Linked DNA regions of Homo sapiens: region 2 is linked to region 1. A link is an interaction called in ENCODE POLR2A ChIA-PET data of the cell type or tissue named here. Cell type or tissue: Caco-2. All regions are shown on one strand. Each heading gives the region's core, and the rest is flanking DNA. Links, peaks and the distances in the headings are about the cores only. Region 1 has its middle 5.8 kb from the start of DUSP1. Region 2 overlaps ATP6V0E1 (ATPase H+ transporting V0 subunit e1).

Evidence for each region. Peaks named below come from ENCODE experiments on the same cell type or tissue, not always from the same donor. Only the 100,000 strongest peaks of a DNase experiment are listed, where the experiment ranks them.
Region 2: POLR2A ChIA-PET joins it to region 1 with 5 read pairs; 6 of 35 experiments call an interaction of 5 or more read pairs at or near these places.

What each region holds. Positions count from the first base shown.
Region 1 is chr5:172,763,999-172,766,813 of GRCh38, reverse strand. No RefSeq gene overlaps it. Among named protein-coding and RNA genes, the nearest start is that of DUSP1, 5.8 kb to the left of the region's middle. RefSeq lists an enhancer at 1,181-1,400. In Caco-2, for the core only: no CTCF peak of the experiment used is centred there; a DNase peak (open chromatin) is centred at 1,313; H3K4me3 peaks cover 1,128 bases.
Region 2 is chr5:173,027,769-173,030,583 of GRCh38, reverse strand. The region is part of intron 3 of ATP6V0E1 (ATPase H+ transporting V0 subunit e1); the gene reads right to left. Among named protein-coding and RNA genes, the nearest start is that of SNORA74B, 8.4 kb to the right of the region's middle. In Caco-2, for the core only: no CTCF peak of the experiment used is centred there; no DNase peak of the experiment used is centred there.

The DNA.
Region 1 (2,815 bases), core at 109-2,608:
AAAAGGAAATATCCCATTCGCCTTATCCATGAGCACCCTGTGCTATGGTTCTGGTCCTGTCCTGTTGTTCAAGGTCTTTACGCAGAATCAGTGTCCTTGACTTTGCCCCTGTGGCTCACTGTCTGCCACTTGACTCCCAGGGTCTGAAAGATCCCTGTGTTCTAAGTTCTAAGAACTTACCCTGGGCTGGCAAGCTCATTTCCTCAGCTGGGTTTCCGATTACAAGTATGTTCATGCCTATCAAAACAAATCGTACCCAGTGTTTTTATCAAAGCCTAGAAATTTACTATTGTAAATATCTCTCTCCGTGGAAATGTACCAGCGACATCGAGTCTGTGACAGATGCCATGGCTGACTTCCCCGTGGGCTAGGGCCTTCGCTTTCTGCTTGGCAGGCACTGGCTGAACCAAAATTAATCTCCAGTGTGATCCACGCAGTGGAAAAATACAGCGGCTGCCTAAGGGAGCCGCCAGTGAAAACAAGTCACTCACTTCTCCCGGCTCAAGCCACTCTGCCTCATGCCAGCCCTGAGAGCCAGGAATGATGACCCCTGATCCCCATGTACCGGAGTCACTGTGTTCAGACCCTCCAGAAAAATCTCATATTTGGCCTCAGACTGCTTTCCTTGGGAAAAAATTAATACCTCGTGATGAAAGATACTTAAAGTCTATTAATGTGTTTCCCAGGAAGAGATTGAAATAAGACTTTTAATACTGATAATGTGGCAATGATGGTTGCCAGTTTTAGAGTGAGCACTGTGTGCCAGGTACTGCTAAGGTTAAGTAACCTTTGACAGCAATACCCATTTTACAGAGGACAAAACTGAGGCTCACTTGTGAGAAAGACATGGGCTGATGAATGTAAAGTGCCTGGCACACAGTGGGCCGTGGAGAAATGTTTCCATCCCCTTGTCTCTGTCCTAATGGCTTCTGGCAGTTCTTCTGGCTCAGTTTTCCCACCCCGTAAAATGACCAATTTGCACTGGATCTGAGTACTGTTCTTCCCATCTCTCTAATTCTGGGATGTAGAAAATGCATCAATGCATACATTATGCTTTTCTGTGGTTTCCAGGCACCCATTATTTCATTATAATACCTCTAACACTCCCCCTCCCCCACCTCCACCGCATCCTCTCCTTGGAATTTTGCAAATCGTAGCTAATTTGCTTTGGACTTGCAGCCTCTGGCGTCCCTTTCCCTCCCTCCCCTGGCCCGTCAGAGGATGACATCATTGTGTGTACACCTTTAAGATTATATAAATCTGTGATCCTACAGTGGCCTCCATCCCCATGGTAACGCGGAGGAGTTTCCCTTTTGTGAGGAAAGCTGTCATGTCACTTCCTGCTGCTGACAAATCAGTTTAGGAGATTAAAATAAAGGGGGGCGGGGTGCCTCTGAGAAGTGCTGGCTGCCGTGGTTTCTGGTTGCCATACACAGAGGCAAACAATGCCGCTGCGGCCCCTCCCCGCGCCCGCCGGGTGGATCCAGGTCAACCCGGGCTGTTTTTCTCTGCAGGTTGCTTTCTGGAGAGCAGGTGGGAGGGCTGCTCACCTCGTTTCCAGAGCTCTGCGGGGTGAGCCTGTTTGAGAACAGCCTGTAGGTGCAGACCAGCAGCCCTGCTCCCCTCTGCCCACCGAGGAGGTGTCTTCCACCCCGTGGAGAACAAAGGGTGTGCTCTCTGCTAGCGCCACAGTGGACAAAACTGCTCTGCCAAGGAAGATAAGCTCATAGCCACCTTTTCCTTGAATGTGGCTTTTAAAGCTAGGCAGGAGGCCCACGCATTCATTCACTCATTCGTTCATTCATTCATTCATTCATGTGTTCAACAAATATTGATAAGTATAGTCTCAGGGGATACTTTGGTGCAAGACAAAATTCCTACTTATAAGTAGCTAAAATTACTTTTGCTATTTTCGCTAAACAGCAAAAGTAATTTTACTTTGTCACTTGCCGTCTCATGGCACTATATATGGGTGGGTTATAGAAATAAGATAATCACAAAATAAGATAAGGATGAAGGCTATGAAGGCAGGATAAACTAAGACCTGAATGATATAACCCAGTTGCCCATTTGAGAGGTGAACTGGAAAGAGGGCTCCAAGGCCAGGAGAGCAGCAAAGACCTGATGTTTGAGAGGTATGTTTGTGGACCAGTGGATACAGCGTGTGAATTGGAGTTGGCTAGACCTGCGTTCAAGTCCTGACTCTGCCACCTGTTAGTGGTGTGTAAGCTATCAAACTCTTTTTTTTTTTTTTTTTTGAGATGGACGCTTGCTCTGCCGCTAGGCTGGAGTGCAGTGGCGCAATCTCAGCTCACTGCAACCTCCGACTCCCTGGTTCAAGCGATTCTCCTGACTCAGCCTCCTGAGTAGCTGGGATTACAGGCACGCACCACCACGCCCAGCTAATTTTTGTATTTTTAGTAGAGACAGGGTTTCACCAGGTTGGCCAGGATGGTCTCGATCTCCTGACCTTGTGATCCACCCGCCTGGGCCTCCTAAAGTACTAGGATTACAGGCATGAGCCACGGCGCCCGGCCTGCTATCAAACTCTTTAACCTCTGTTTTCCCAATCTGTAATACGGCCCAGTAATATTCTCTTGTGACTCAGCTGCTCCCTATTCTGTCCCTCAAGCATGAGCGCCCCTCCGGAGTGGCTCTGGAGCGCTCCGGAGGGGCGCTCGTGCTTGAGCGCCCACAAAAGTGGGCTGCCTCACCAAAGTGACACCCTGGGCGCGCATCAGACAACGCTTTACTCTAGGCCATCAGAGCTTTGGAGCAGTGGCCTCTGTTCTAAGCCCATCTAGCCCTGCTCCAC
Region 2 (2,815 bases), core at 253-2,752, 260 kb before region 1:
CTGTAATCCCAGCTACTCGGGAGGCTGAGGCACGAGAATCACTTGAACCCAGGAGGCGGAGTTTGCAGTAAGCCAAGATCATGCCACTGTACTCCAGCCTGGGCAACAGAGTGAGACTCTGTTTCAAAAAAAAAAAAAAAAACAAAAAACTGACAATGAAGATAACATAAAAATATTAAGTCTAGAACCAAGAAATCTGTTCGGGGAAAAGTAAGTGAATATTCTTCTTAAACGATATATTAGGCTTAATTTTTATCTGTTTAAAAATTTTAGATAAATTTGCAAAATAATTCCTTCTTTACTATGATATGTAAGGCTATATATTGTAGGAGATTAAATACAAGGAGTTAAGCATGTATTTAACAATTCAAGGCAATGTACCAAATGAATGGCAAAAACTGGAGAGCTAAATATGTTCAGAAAGAAAAGAAATCACTTTGAAACAAAGTAGCCAAGGAAGGAAGTGCTAGGATTTGCCAGCTGGGCACTGAAAGAGAAAGCATCAGAAAGAATTAAGAGAGAATGGGTGAACTGAGGCAAGAAAGCAGAAGGAATTTTCACGGGAGAGTGTATTTACTAAGTTGTTTTCTAAATTAATGAATGTAATAGGGTAGTGAGAGTCAGGAAAAACCAAGTAAAGCTAATGAGGTCAAGAACAAGGGCCCACACCACTAGGGCCTGGAGGGGAAAGTAGTGAGAAGGAAGGCAGACTGGGGAGGGAAGGCCTTGACAGTCAAGTCAGAGCTGGACATGACCTGCAGGTTAGCCGTTCTTATCTGTTGTGGCTCATGGGACCGCTGGTGACCCGGCAAAAGTTGTGTGCTTATAACATTTTATATCGCATTTCAAGGGGCATGTACTCTCTACAATCAGAGACCTTAGGTTAAACAAAACAAAACAGAAAAGCAAAACAAAACAAAACAAAAAATCCTGCTGCAGGCCCCAGAGAACTACTGACAGTTTCTGAGGCAAGCTGATCTATTTCAGGAAGTGCTACACCAGGAAGATAAACAGGGTGGTATTCTGTAGATAGATGACGGTAGAGCCAGGGAGACCAGATGAGGAGCACCTGCCATAATTCAGAGCTGTAGTAAGTTGGGGCAGAAATCAGGGTGCCTGAAGGAGGAATGGAAAGGAAAGGCGGACACAAGAGACATAATGAGAGCAAATGGATTTGAGGAAGAGGAGAAAAAAGTGACGCGACAGGTTCTGACCCTGACAAGGAAAACTATGATATTGGGAACTGAAATGGAGACATGGCTGAACCTGAAATGGCAGCAGAATACCCAGCCAGAGTACTCGGAGTAAAAGATTTACTTTTTAACCACACGACACCTTGCACTATTGAACTTCTCCCAAGTATGGCTTAATTCAACACCCCAACAGATCACAAACCCCTTTGGAGCCCAGTCTTCCCCTACTTCAGTACTATACACCTCACAAGCACTCAAGTATTTTAGGAATGCATAGAAAAACAGCTCCCACAGGGCAGAGGCCTAATTATCAATATCCTCTATTTCTTTCCTGGCCCGGACTTTATAATAAAACAGCATTTCTATGCCTTCAGACTGTGGTCAACCATATCAGATCATCTACCAGGCAACAATGCCTTGCTAAACCAAGTAACTTCCAGGATGCTGGATCTGAAGCCGAAGCCACCCCTCCAAGGAGATTCCATGGTAGCAGCACACCCCACAAGGCTGTAGGAAAGTGAACATCAACAAAAACAGCAACCTTGACATTAGAGTCCCACATACATCTTAGGAAGTCACACTCAGGAATCTAAGGGAAGCAGACGAGGCTGGCAAAGCCAAGGATGGAGTGAGCACTGCTCTTAGGAGTACTGGACACGTTTATTTGCAGCCAATAAACATAACGTGCTGTAACTCAGCCTCTCATCAGGCTGTGGTTCGGTTCTTCAATTCAGGAAAGAAATCATGACAGTTACCTTGATTAAAGCAGCAAAAGATCGGCTATGTATTTAACGGTGTGTTCTTTGGATTGATTCCATTTCATCTATATAAAATTATTCTAAAGCTTTCATAACTGGTCCTCATTTTTCTCTGTTGAATACCATGTCTGGCTTACACCTACTTTCCAAATCTGGCCTCTTAAAAGGAATCATGTACTAAACCAAACATTTTTCCTTATCAGGTGAGGTCAGACCCAAATCTACCTTCTAAACTCCTTTATCATCTCACCATTAGGTAAAAGTTCAAAATTCAAAAGGTTAAACAAAACTCAATCCTTTGACTTTACCATCCAAAAAGTGAAGTCAGCCTGTCTTAAGTCTGTCTGTTCTAACGCTAGGCAGAGATTAGATCTCTTGATGTGTTAACTCCAAAGTCTTAGGTTACGATACCACTATAATTCTGTTAAATGCAGAATAGGCATGACACGATGTTCATAATTAGGGATCGCCCGGCTTGCCCTCCTACTTCCTGGCATTTTGCTTTTAAAAGAACCAACTTTAGTATAAGGGTTTCAAGGAGCCCGAGTGTGTGCTGTGGACCAGAGTGAAAACATGAGGAATCTGTCAATCCGGTTGACAGAGACATAAGAGTGAAAAGAATAAGCAGATAAAATGTCTTCAGATCCACCCACCCAGTGTTATTTAGTGTCAAAGGGCCCAATTCTCTCATTATCATGGAAGGAAATGAAACTCAGAGAAGTTAAGTGAAAAGCAATGCTGGAACTAGAACCAACTGAGGCCTGAAGTTCTCAGCTTTGAACCCCAATCAACAGCCTTACCTAACACTCACTACAGTTGAAATAAAGAGTAGAAAACAGAACTTGATGAAAAAGGCAGGTTAAA